Regions from separate parts of the Mus musculus genome. Here region 2 is linked to region 1. The links are chromatin contacts, found by Hi-C or POLR2A ChIA-PET in ENCODE. All regions are on one chromosome and are shown on one strand. Each heading gives the region's core, a stretch centred on a gene start or an enhancer-like site at or near the end of the contact. The rest is flanking DNA. Distances are from core to core; before and after follow the strand shown. Region 1 holds the start of Arf6 (ADP-ribosylation factor 6). Region 2 has its middle 14 kb from the start of Gm46353.

Evidence for each region. A loop is a pair of places that touch in the nucleus more often than their neighbours do. ChIA-PET counts read pairs that join two places held with the same protein, here RNA polymerase II (POLR2A).
Region 2: a map of CH12.LX shows a loop between it and region 1 (3-fold over the local background). The contact joins the enhancer-like site here to the promoter of Arf6 in region 1. A Hi-C loop is called at or near these places in 2 of 37 maps with a recorded cell type or tissue (CH12.LX and mouse trophoblast stem cell). POLR2A ChIA-PET finds 5 or more read pairs at or near these places in 1 of 5 experiments (Patski).

What each region holds. Positions count from the first base shown.
Region 1 is chr12:69,369,047-69,375,808 of GRCm38, reverse strand. Arf6 (ADP-ribosylation factor 6) reads right to left here and starts at 3,659. Exons shown (of 2, transcript NM_007481.3): 1 at 3,586-3,659; 2 at 1-3,485. The coding sequence starts at 3,015. The coding sequence ends at 2,488. It also overlaps the pseudogene Gm18113.
Region 2 is chr12:69,533,679-69,540,604 of GRCm38, reverse strand. No RefSeq gene overlaps it. Among named protein-coding and RNA genes, the nearest start is that of Gm46353, 14 kb to the left of the region's middle. Within about 2 kb of position 2,261, at least 3 of the 3 ENCODE cell types and tissues checked have a DNase peak (open chromatin) inside an H3K27ac peak, as active enhancers do.

The DNA.
Region 1 (6,762 bases), core at 2,410-4,909:
TATAAATTCACACAAATACAGAAATTGATGCAATTAAAACAAAATCTTTAGATTTTTTTTAATCCTTCCATTATAACTTTTTCTGCAGGCTCTAATTTTTGCTTCATAATCACCAATGGTTATGGTTTGACTTAACTACATCAATTATAAATCTCTTAAAGTCTTAAAGAAATGTAAGTGAAAATTACAATTTCTTTCCAAAAGGTTTAGGGTTTTCAAATTTCAAATATGTCTCCCCCCCTCCCACCTCTTCAGATATCTCAAATAAGCTAAAAATAACCCATCTCACCTGCAACATTCAGTAACAGCAATCACTTGTATAAAATTTTAACTATGCCCCCAATTATTTTAAGACACAAAAAAATGGCTGTCTACCAATCTGTCTGTCACAAGTAGAACACTACATTTAAGAATCAACATGAGGGTTTCAAGTTTCCTCCAGTTTAGGCATTTATACCTTTGTGCTTATTTTGTTTCAGGATGTTACTATAGCATTGATATTTGTATAACCATATTTATGTACCTTAGAATGTAATCATTTAAAACACTAAGAATTACATTTACGGTGGAGCTTTGGGAACTGTAAAAGCAACTAAAATGTTCTTAAGTGAGTCCGCCTCATTCCTAGAGATGCTTCTATTAATGTGAAACTGAGGCCGTTAGGCTTTAGTTGCGTCTTGAATCAAAAATCCCTCTGCACCAATAGGAGCCTACAACATAGCACCTTTTCTCATCTGCTTTAGGTTAAATGTTTTACTTACAGCTCATTTTTGTATAGCCTCCTGCTTCTCCTACATCTTTGGTAAAAGCTCCATTATACAATATGGCCAAAACATGAAGGACCAATACTGTCCAACTTTACCATGATATCCGGCTTGATTTTAATTTTCAGACACCCTCATTAAAAAAAAAAAAAAATTCCACCTTTTCCAGTACACTGCCTGTGCAGTCTACATTTCCCAAATTCCCTAAGTTTAATTCCTTGAGGATCGCTAAATTAATCCTTAAGGCTACAGAGAAACCAGAAGCTGCTTCACAATTCGGAATGACATTAACATTTGGTTCAAAAAGTTACTATAGTGGTCTCCATCTAGTTACAGGTCCTAGCCAGATCATCTTAAGATCCGGATACAACCAGCACAATGCTTACCCTTAAAGTTAATTTACATTCATTGTCATCTGTAGGTTCTTCCCGTCCAGCCTACTTCCCCTTTGTCATCCACATCTAAGCCATTCATTCAGCACATTTCCTTCCTTACAGGAGATAGATATACTACCGAACCAACAGGATATCTGCAGGAGTAAACCCTACAATCAAGCAAAACTAAATACCTTTTTAAAATAAAACATCTTTTCCAGTGTCTTAATGGAGATGTAGATCACTCATCTATTTAAAAAATGTCATTATCTTCGGTCTAGTCAGCTGCTGTAACGTGAAAACAGGAATGTGTATTTTCTTTCCAGCTACGTTAAAGGGGCATATAATTTGACTTTTTAAATGTTTTATTAGTGAGCAAATGTTTAGTAATTTTAAAACTACTGGTCTTAAGACATTTGAAACAAGGTAACATTCCAGTTTTGTCCAAAAGTCACTTTAAAATATCTACAAATATTTCATCTGTGTGAGGCATACACCATTATTGCTCCATTTTCTGGAAAGAGTATTTTTAAAGGTAAGAAGAGGGAAACAGCGAAGTTGCTAACTTTGCAGTGGAAGAGACCTGTAGGCTTTACAGGCTGCGCTGCTTGTTCTAGGCGGCAGTTAGCTAGGGTGAAGGGAGCTCGAGCTGTACTCCTCCTCATGCACGTTAATGGCTGACACTGCCAGGGGCTCCTGACATTACCTGTCTGACACACTCATGTGCAACTGGAACATTACACTGCTATTACTCATTATCTTGCCACTGTGGGCTTAGTTCACCATACTGGTCTTGGCTATAAAAGGTCACATTTGAAACTGCTAAAGTTAGCGCTAAGGAGGAAGGGGGGGGAGGCCTTAAATATAAAAGACAAACGGCAGTTTGATTAAGCAATAATTTTCAGTTTACTAGATGAAACAGACTTGGAACATAGTCTGCATGAATGCAAAATAAGCCATCTACAGCAAGTGATAAGAACCTGGGCAAAAAGGAAAAAAAGCATACATGGGGGGGAAGATTCTCTCGAAATAAAAAAATCAAACCATTATTATAAAGGACTTTACCAAGAGTTGCTATTACCCCACCCCGTTTGCTGGAAGTCACAAGGCATCTAGCACTGTATTCGTGTCAAATGTCAGATCAGAGCATCCTAACGCAAAGCCAAGAGGGAAAAAAAAAAAAAAAAGGAAACAAAGAAAACCCCCAACCCCACTAAACTGTAGAACAGTAACTCCAGAGTTCAGATTCAAAAAGAGAGTGGCAATTCAAAGAGGTGATGGAGGTGGCGATAATCCTAGGAATGGGTTTTGGATTTCTCTCCTTCCGGGGGCTGGGTGGAGGACGCTCATTAGGATTTGTAGTTAGAGGTTAACCATGTGAGCCCCTCATAGAGTCCGTCCCCGGAGGTGGCACAGGAGGGCTGCACATACCAGTTCCTGTCCCGAATCCGGGTCAGGCCCAGTTTCTCCTGGATCTCATGGGGTTTCATGGCATCGGGCAGGTCCTGCTTGTTGGCGAAGATGAGGATGATGGCGTCCCTCATCTCCCGGTCATTGATAATGCGGTGCAGCTCCTGGCGGGCCTCGTCGATGCGGTCGCGGTCGGCGCAGTCTACCACGAAGATCAGACCCTGGGTCCCGGTGTAGTAATGCCGCCAGAGCGGCCGGATCTTGTCCTGGCCGCCCACATCCCACACGTTGAACTTGACGTTTTTGTAAGTCACCGTCTCCACGTTGAAGCCCACCGTGGGGATGGTGGTCACCGATTGGCCCAGCTTCAACTTGTACAGGATCGTTGTCTTGCCGGCTGCGTCCAGGCCCAGCATGAGGATCCGCATTTCCTTGTTCCCGAAGATCTTGGATAGCACCTTCCCCATCGCGTCGGAAGAGCCGGGGCCGGGGGCATTCAGGTGTCCCGGGTCCCCTCAAGCCTACAACGCCGCCGCGAGCCCGAAACGTCGCCGCCCCGCTGCGAGGACGCCCTGCGGCCTGCGCGAAGCTGCCGGCTAGGGGAGCAGGGGCCCGGCCTGCGCTCACTCGGGCATCGCCCGCCGCCGGGGCCCTGCGTCTGCGCCGGGAGAGCCGCCGCCCTGCTCAAGCGAGGCGAGGCGAGGCGCGGCCGGCCCGGAACTGCCCTTCCCCCCCGCAGGCGCCGCGCGAACGAGCGAGCGAGCAAGCGCCGCCGACAGCTCCTCCGCCGCCTCGGCACGCGCCGGCTCCAACTGCGGCCGGCCTGCCGGCCTGCGAGCACCGGACTCGGCACCGACCCCGGTCACCACCCCGACGACGAGCGCGGCTCGGCGCCCGGTCAGGTCATGGATCCTCGCGGGAACTCGCGGGTGCTCGCCTGCAGGGACACAGAGAGGGAGAAGGGAGTTACCGCCGGGCCTCCGAGGGGGCGCCCAGACCGACGCGGCCCGCCTTTCGGGCTCGGCCCTTGAGGTTACCTCCAGCCGCCGCCCCGAGCGCGGGTTCCCTCCGGCCTCCACCTCCTCCTCCTAGCTCTGCTGCCGCCGCCGCCGCTGCCGGAAAAGGCGCCGAGGAAACCGCCTCACTTCCCCTCCCAACTGCGCACGCGCGCCTCGGCCCGACCGTTCGGAAGAGCGCGACCTCTGAAAGGAGAGTGGCCCGCGCTCTCGACGTCACGAGCGCCACGCGCCGGGGGGCGGGGCTACGGCGGCTCCCGGGGCTCAACGCCGGCGCCTCGCGGAACCTGCTGGCGTGGGGCTGGCCGTGTGCCCACCTGTCGCTCTACCCGGGGTCTCCGCGGGTCTCCTTCTCCGCCACTCGAAGGCGGGGCACGGATCCACCGAGGGCGGGCTTCGTCGGCCCTTAGGACCGGCGCCCCAGCCACGCTTCCCAGGCTCGCTCCCGGACCCCCTGCGCGAAGCCCCTCCCGCTCTCCCCAGCCTTCCTTCAGTTTCCTGGAAGACACGTGGGAGGCCAGTGTTCCATAGAATCCGCCAAAGTAGCCCGCACTTTTTGTACTCGAGTTGGGTCTGCCCCTAAGCCCTGCCTTTGAAAGTTTAAACTCGTTCTTTATAAGTCTGGTCTGAACCGCCCGCATTTCTTAAGAAACAGACTATCAGGGCCGACGAGATGACTGTGGGTAAAGCCTGCCACCGAGAGGGCGGACCCGCCTTCGTTCCCCAGGAAGGAGAGAACCAACTCCCTTGAATTGACTTCTGCTCTCCACGTACTATAAGGAAACTCTTTGGGTTTTGTTCTTATTTTCAAATACTTTTTTTCATTTAGTGTGCGTACGCACGGAGAGAGGTCAGAGGACAACCAAAGTCAGTTCTCCCCTTTCTTCATGTGGGTCCCAGGTATCAAGTCAAGCTTGGCGCCCGACGCTTTTACCTACTAAGCCATCTTGCTGGACCAGGAAACCTTTTTGTATTAAACGGATAGTGTTAAGGTTAAAGTAAGGTGAAATTTTTAATAAAAATAAACACGGGGAGAAAACTTAAGTTCAAGGAAGTTGCTACAACAGCATATGATAATATACTGTTTTTATTTTATAATTAAAAAAAAAAAAAAAGGAAGTCATCTGGTACAGCTCACACCTGTACCAGAAGTGATGAGACTGAGGCAGAGAGGGTCGCTGTAATTCTAGGTCAGTCTAGGCTAGAGAGTGTGCCACTCTATTTAACAAGTACTGGCCTCACAGTCGCTCAGGGTTATCTGAAATTATTCTCCAGCCTCCACCTCCCAGGACAGGGGTGACCCAATGGAGCAACAGGTATTTGAAACCACAGCAGGCTTTTTACTTGACTGAAGATTCGAACTCTGGAACTTACTGCTTACAAAGCAAGTGCTTTTTAATGCACCAAGCCATCTTCCCAGCCCCAATAATAAATGATTAAAGAATAATTATAGTACAAAACAAATAGCAATAGTCAGAAACTAGTCGCCAATAGTAAGAATTAAACTCTCTATGCCATGCTTTAAAAAAAATAGGTCAGTTTGGGGCTGGTTGATACTGCTCAGTGATTAAAGCACTTGTCACCCACCCTGACTTGGAGGACACCAAGCAAAATGTAATTTAAAGACATTCAAGGTGGTGTATGCCTTTAACCCCCGCACTGGAGAGACAGAGATTGATGAATATCTCTGAGATTGAGGCCAACCTGGTGTACATATTGAGCTCCAGGCCAAGTCAAGGTTACAAAGTGAGGTCCTAGCTCAAAAAAAAAAAAAGGTAAATTTTAAAATATTCCAAACACTTCCAAATAGTAATAATTTAGGCAACTATTAAACCATACCACAGATGAAACATCTTATTTTCTTGACCCCTTCTAGAGAATAATTTTTATTTGATGTTTCTATTATATTAATTGTACATAATCATTTTGCCCTCAAATGTGTATATAATGTTTTTCAGTTATTCTCCCCCTCTGTCACCTTCCCTTGCTCCCTTTCACTGACTTCCTTTTTAGTAGCCCCTTCTACTTTCATGCCTTTTTTTTTTTCTTTTACATTTTTGAGACACAGTGATTTCCTTAGTGTTGTTTATGGGAACATGGCACCTGACCAGTGGCTCCACCACTTACAACCTGCCTCTCCCTCCCCTTTCAACTGTTAGCTGCATATAAAATGGCTCTCTAAGGAGTACCTTGGCAGGCAAGAGCAAGCGTGTGGTGAAAGGTTGACCGATTTTCTAAGAAAGACTGGTGTGATATGAAAGTTCCAGCTAGTATTAAAAACATTGGGAAAACGACGGTCACAAGGGACTCAAGGATCCAAAACTGTATCTGCTCAAGAGTCCTACGTTTGAAGTGAGCCTTGAAGATCTACAGAATGATGAAGTTTCATTTAGAAATTTTAAGCTAGGGCTGGAGAGATGGCTCAGCGGTTAAGAGCACTGACTGCTCTTCTAGAGGTCCTGAGTTCAAATCAGCAACCACATGGTGGCTCACAACCATCTGTAATGGGATCCAGTGCACTCTTCTAATGTGTGTCTGAAGACAGCTGCAGTGTACTCATATAAATAAAAATAAATAAATCTTTAAAAAAAAAAGAAAAGAAAATTTAAGCTAGTTACTGAAGACGTTCAGGGCAAAAACTGACTAATTTTCATGACATGGATCTTGAGACAAAATGTATTCCATGGTCAAAAAGTGGCAGACCATGACTGAAACTCATGTTGATATACAGCAACCGTTTTAACCTCTCATATTTGGACTTATTCCCAAATGAAGAGTAAGGAAAGAGGAAAATGAGCAAATAAATCACTCTCCTACCTCGGTGTTCCATAGGATTCCTGTGAGTAAGCTGATTGGTGTGGTGTTCCAGGATTTGAAATATGAGACATTCAAACTTCCAAAGTTAGCTGGGTGTGGTGGCGCACGCCTTTAATCTCAGCACTTGGGGGGCAGAGGTGGGCGGATTTCTGAGTTCGAGGCCAGCCTGGTCTACAGAGTGAGTTCCAGGACAGCCAGGGCTACACAGAGAAACCCTGTCTTGGAAAAAAAAAAAAAGTTCCAAAGTTTTAGCTGGATGTGTATGCCTTTGCTCTCAGCACTCCAAAGGCAGACGAAACTCTGACTTTACCTACATTGTGAGTTCCAGACCAGTCAGAGCTACATAGTGAAATCCTGTCTTAACCAGAAATTCGACTTTTT
Region 2 (6,926 bases), core at 1,012-3,511, 170 kb before region 1:
CTAGCCAAGCCTTAACTGAGAGCGAAAAGCACGCACTCAGATTGTGTGCTCCTTACGTTCACCTCTTCACGTCTATGTTGTCCGATTACTGATTCATAGATCTGCCATAATTATCATCACTCTACGGTTACTCTGTACATTTCTTGTCAGGCTTTTACCATGTGACATTGCAGCAGCCTCAGATACTTGATGTTAATCATATCTATTGATGGACTCTCTGAGAGGCTCACACCAGGGTGACATTTTCTCCCCCCGCCCCCCTGAGAGACAGGGTTTCTCTGAGTAGCCCTGGCTGTCCTGGCACTCACTTTGTAGACCAGGCTGGCCTCGAACTCAGAAATCCGCCTGCCTCTGCCTCCCAAGTGCTGGGATTAAAGGCATGGGCCACCACCACCTGACCAGGGTGACATTTTCTAACATGCTCTTCTCAGAACATATCCCTGCTGCAGAGTGACTCCTGCCTGTGTACAAGCAGAGCGTAGGCAGCCTGCTCTTCTGCTCTTCAGCTCTTTAGAACTGTTTCTGAGCCGGTCACACAGCGTTGCCCTTACGGAGGTTTTGTTGTGTATCTGGTTAAGCAAATCCCCTCTCCACTTTCCATTTTAAACGTTATCCATTTATAGAGTTCCTCACAAAGAAAGCCAGCCAGCACATTGATTGGCTTTGTCTTCAGTGTATAGTTGAATCATTAATGTAATTAGATCCTTACACAGTTATCCAATACAAGACATCCTTTATTAAGATGCTCACTCCAAAGCATAGAATGTGCTCTCTTGTGTGCAGATAATTTTATGCGGCCTTATTGGAACTTTAAAATGCTTATAGACTTTTTGTGTGTTCCTGGTTAATAAACTCCTACGTATCTGGTAATTCATGCCTTTGTTATGAATAGTATCTTCGAAGTGGTACTTTCTAGCAGCGACTGTGGGTGGAGACAGCTGCTACTGAGTTTTGCAGGTTGATCCTGCGTCTGACACAGTTGCTGAACCTTGGCAGCTCTCACTTGTTTGAAACATCCTTCTTCTCCGTTGATGAATGTTTTGTCTTTATGCGCTGTAAGTATGGCCCTCCCCCCAGCCTCTGTTGTGGTTGGTGGTGGGAGCTCAGGGAAGTGTGACTCATTGGGAGGTGGAAAATCTCTAGGCCTCTGGATGCTGAGATATGGGTTCCATGTGGCTTTTGGAGACTTACTGTCAGGCCAGCAAATGCAGAGATGGAGAAAAAGGGGGTGTAAAGGCCTGTGAACGGAAAGAGGCAGAGAAACAGAGAGAGGAAGAAGCCAGAAGAAAGAGAACGGAATAGGAGGCTTGGTCAGTGGTCAGCCTGGGGACTTGAGAGGCAGCAGATGGTAAAAGAGCCTGAGATTCCAGAGAATGGACCAGACCACCCCGGTCCAGGAATGCCATCCAAAGAAGTCCTTGGGCCATTGCACCTCTAGTGTAAGACATGGAGGAACCCTGGCACACGACACCATCTTGGGTTCTGACTGTTGCACACCCAGAGCTAAGAGAGGCCCAGCTCCATCAGAAACCACCACACTATTGGGACTGTGACCCAAAATGTCTCAAGCCAAGGAACATCTCCAAATCTAAACCTTCTTTGCTTCAGAGCCTCAGAAGTCAGGGCTAAGCCAGTACCGGCTCCCAAGAAAAGTTGGTTGAGAGCCTTAGCCCACCTATTGGTCATCTTGCTTTATGAGAAACTACAGCTACGAAGTAAGCTGGCTCTGGTTGGGAAGACTCCATGCCCCCCATGAAGAACAACAAATGGGGCTACCTCTGCCCTGTAGTGTCTGGGGACACTGGGGACAGGAGTTAGTTTACTAGCCCTGATGAGAGAGCCTGATTTCAGAGGCTAGCTTAGTGGCTGTGAAATGGGGAAGTGAACAGGGCTTTGTTCTCTCTTGTGGCTCTGCCCAGGGTTGAAACAGGAGCAAAACATTTGGCTGAGCTTTGCTGGATTCAGCTCATTCCCTCTTCTCCCCTCCTTTGCCTCTTAATTGTTTTTAACAATTTCTGCACATAGGCAATGGAGCCTGGAACCTTCTGGGAGAACCTGCCCTTTTTATGCAGACAGGGACGAGCAGAGACGCTTGGGCAGGTCTGTTCTTGCTGCAGGAAGCAAAAGATGCCTTCAGACCATACTCTGTGCCAGGGCCTGGGGGTCTCCCAAGAAGCTGGGCCTCACAGTGTCTGTAAGAAGCCCTTGAAGAGGCCAGACCCTCCTCGGGAATATGTAAGAGCCGGGTGTGGCTGGCCAGTGGAAAGATTAGAGAGCTACCCAGTCCAGTTAAGTCCCTTGAGCTTGTCAAGTGGAGACCGGACCCAGATTCCCCCAAAGCCAGCGGTTGAGAGAGAGCCTCCTGTGAGCCTGTTTCCTGTTATGACCTGTCTCTACACGCCGCGGAGTAACTGCGAAACAACTGCAGTGACTAAGCTTTATAAATAGGACATTGAGAGTTAAAAAGTACAGGAAATTCCCAGAGTCTCCCGTGGAGTCTTATTTTAGATGTGCAGCTCATAGAGAAGCCAGGGTCTCTCATTCCGCACCCGCAGCGCCTCTGCCCTGCCTGATCGGAGGGGAACTGGAGTGGAGGGGTCTTTCTGGGTCCCTGCTCAGGGACCCGCCCAGCACTTCTCTCTTGCCTTACTAACTTTCTCTTACTGGCTCCCAGGAAGGAAGCACGTTTGTAATTAGCACTTTGTGGATTCACACCCATGCCTGACTCACTCCTGATCAAGAGATTAATCACACACTCAGTTCCCGCTGAACGCGAAATGAGCATGTAACCCGACCATGAGAGATAAAGCGAGCCCTCTGAGTGGGAGCAAGGTGCCCTGGACTTTTGGTCATCTTTCCTCTCCTCCATCATTGGTGACATTTTTTTTTTGGTGGAAAATCCAGTTTGGGATTAGTTGCTCAGTGGTTCCTGCTGCCGCAGGGGTTGGCTGTAGCAGGGACAGAAAGAGCTAGTGGCAGCAAGGAGTTGCAGGCTCTGAAGCTGAAGGGCTCAGCTACTCGGGTTTCAGATCGAAAGGCTGTTCAAATATTTGCCCAACAACTCCCAGTGTGCTTTGGAACAAGCCACAGGAGGAGCCCTCGCTGAGTCACGGGAAGTGCAGGCATTCTACAGAAATGTGGATGCAGGCAGGTTTACTAACTCTGGCTTCTCCGCATTGCATTCATAATTAGCCAGGCTGTCTCTCACCAGTGGCCTGGTGACACCGGAGGACTCTGCTGCTAGGCAGCTCAATGTGGTGGCACCTTCTACAGTTTTTGCCAGGAACCTTGGGAGGCACACTCGGTCTTCCTCCAGTAGCTGAGTCTGCCCACGGTTTTCTGACCGGCAGAATTGTATCCTCGGCGACCAGTGTCAGCGACCAGTGTGATCTTTCTTCTACAATTATGTCCCCAAAGATTCTAAATTCACCAAGTTCAAAACAAACACCCACACTGGCTGGGTTGCCTTTCCCATCAATGAATGGCCTCACCTCCTCCTACTCGCTCTGTTTGAAAACGGTGCATCCACGAATCTGCAGCTCCTGACCACCTGGCCCTCCCTGGCTAAAACTGCCTCTCCCTGCTGTTGTCCTGGGTTACAGGAGGCTCCCAAATCCCTCTTTACCTTCTGAAAGGCATAGTTATACCATAGCTTGACCTCCACCCCCCATCCCTTTCTGATTCTAGGGTAAACACAGGACCTCATTTGAGTTCATCAGAGCCCTTCCCTGGGATTTTGTTTTCCAAGTGCCAGCAGGGTTAGGCACTCCTATCTTCTATAAATGCCAGCTGGAAGACTAGAAATTCAGGGTAGCTTTGGCCAAGTACCACGTGCTGTGTAGAAAAATCACTTGCAGCAGAGAGGGAGGTCGTGCTGAGATCGCTGCATGCATCTCATTGTGTTATCGTTGTACCACGTGGCACAACCTGCATTTATTTTTCCTCATGATTAAAATCATAACAAATTGTGTGTGTATAACACACACACACACACACACAGAGTCTCTCATTATATCCCAGGTTAGTTTTGAACTTGGGTTCCTGCTGCCCAAGGAACTGTTTTCACTTCTCAAGTACAGGGATTACAGGAGTCTCCCTGCTGTGCATAAATGACAGGGTCCTTTCATACTGGACACTAAACAAGCCAGCGTTTGCTCCAGGAGACACAGTCTCCATGTTCCATAGATACTCTCAGGACGAGAACCCATTATAAAAGCACATGGGCTTTTTGCTCATAAGACCCCACTGGTGTGAGACCCATGGAGACCCATGTCCTAAGGGACACTATTAAGTTATCCGCCCACATCACAATCTCACTGTGGGGGTTGCCCTGCTGTGGCTAGTTGACTGCAGTCCCTTCACCTTTGGTGGTAGACCCCACCCCCACCCCCATTGATGAATATGTGCTTCTCAGGTGCAGACAGGTCCGAATTTCTGTCTTCCCACATAGTGAGGTGTGCCTGTGTGATTCAGTTCAGAGTTCGGGGTTTCCTTGTGTGCAGCTTCAAGGGCAGGGTGGGGTAGGGTAGGGGTTTGGGGTAAGGGGAATTGTGCCTCTTCCTTCTTTCCTCTTCCTCCTCCTCCTGGCTTCTCATCTCATCTGCTGCCTTGCTCTCTGCAGTAGATAATGCCATCTAACACTATCTTGCTCTGTCTGTTGCTTGCCTTCTGTCTTAGGGTTTTACTGCTGTGAAGAGACACCGTGACCAAGGCAGCTCTTACAAGGACAACACTTAGTTGGAGCTGGCTTATAGGTTCAGAGGTTCAGTCCAATATCATCAAGGTGGGAGCATAGCAGCATCCAGGTAGGCATGGTGAAGGCAGAGCTGAGAGTTCTACATCTTCAACTGAAGGCCGCTAGGAGAAGATTGGCTTCTGGGCAGCTAGGATGAGGGTCTTAAAGTCCATGCTCACAGTAACACACTTCTTTCAGCAAGGTCACACCTCCTAATGGTGCCACTCTCTGGGCCAAGCATATACAAACCACCACACCTTTCTCCTCTAGAAGGTAAGCAGCATACATAGTGTGGCTACCACAATAGATTTGTAATAATCGTCACAATAATGAACACTTCAGAACCAGTTAGTGGCCAGCCAATTCCCTGAGATCCTGTATGTCCCCACCTCTCTACTACCACAACACTTTCCAGGTTTGGGCTGCCAGGATAAACACCACAGACTGGATGGCTTGACCAACAGACAATTATTTCTGGCAGTTTTAGGGTCTGGGAAGTGCGAGATCTAGGTGCCAGACAATTCAGTTCCTTCCAAAATCTCTCTTCCTGGCTTGCAGGTGGCTGCCTTCCTTCTGTGTCCCCACATGGTGGGAGGTGGGGACTTTCTCATGTCTCTTCTTACAAGGGACTGAGTCCCATCAGTCACGCACCACACCCTCATAACCTCACCTTGCAAAGGCTCTGCTCCAATCTCATTAGGTCTTCAACATTCAAGTCCTGAGAGAACACAGCATTTGGGCCACATAGCTGGTGGCATCCAGGCCTCCACATCTGCCATTGAGTCAGGACTCTCCTGACTAAGCAGTGTGGGCGCTCTGTCCCCAGCATGCAGTAGTATAGTCCCACTACAGAATACTATGAGAGCCCACTTAACCATGAGAAACCGAAGAGCTGACTTGTGCAAACTGATGCAGGAAGACTTCCTTTTTCAGACTTTTAAAAACTACTTTTTTTGTTTGTTTTTCGAGACAGGGTTTCTCTGTGTAGCCCTGGCTGTCCTGGCACTCACTTTGTAGACCAGGCTGGCCTCGAACTCAGAAATCCGCCTGCCTCTGCCTCCCGAATTATGTGTATGTGTCTGTGTGCAGGGATAGGCACATGTGCACAGGTGCTCAGGTGCCAGAGCCATTGGGGCAGGTAGATATGGAACTGCAGCTGGTAGTAAGCCACCCAGTGTGGATGAAGGGACTGAAACCTGGTCCTCTGCATAGCAACAGTGCACTTAACTGCCTAGCATCTCTCCAGCCCCCTCTCCCCTCCCCCCTCTCCTTCTTCCTTCCCTTCTCTTCTTCCATCCCCTCTTCCTCTTCCTCTCCCTCTCCCTCTCCATTCTCATCCCATTCTCAATAGGGTGTCACTCTAGCCCAGGGTGGCTTAGAACTATTTAGCCCAGGTTAGCCTAGAACTCTTGTTGGTCCTGCTGCCTCAGCCTCCCAGATGCTGAGATTACAGGTGAGTACCACAACACCCAGATACCTTGATGAGAAGAAAATGTCAAACTGAAAAAAATTATTACAGTATCTGTATCTAAGCCCAACCACCAAAATAGTTCATTTTTTGTTAAAAAAAAAAACCCTCTAAAATATTGTTATTTTAAACATAAAGTTTGGATAATAAAATAACAAACACTTGTAAACACACCATAATTATTGTCATGTTTGCTTTTTTGTAAATGTGCACACGTGTGGGAGTTGGAGGTCACGTGCCGGAGTTGCTTCTCTTTTACAACATTTGGGTCCTAGGGATTGAACTAAGGTTGTCTGGCTTGAAGGAAAGCAACCTTATGCTCTGAGCCATCCCACTGGCCCCATGCTTGCTTTACAGTAGGAACCATACTCACAATACAGCATGTGAAACAACGTTATTATTTATGCATGTATATTGTTGATACCTGCCTGCTAAGCATAGCCCAGTGCAAAAGAAATGCAGACCCTGGCCAAAGGTGAGATAGTCCGTCTGTCTCCTCTTGGGAGGGGCCCATTGCTTCAACTCACACCAGATGGAAGACTCAAATGCCCCCCCCACACACACACACAAGAATTGTCACCTTCATTATAGAATATTCAGGGTATCTGCACTTGGTAAGGGTAGATGTCACCACTTGCCAAAGATACAGTGGGTCTCTAGGCTCGGAAGATCACTCCTTGTGGTCCAGACATACCATGCACACCCCAGGCTGGACTTGAGCAC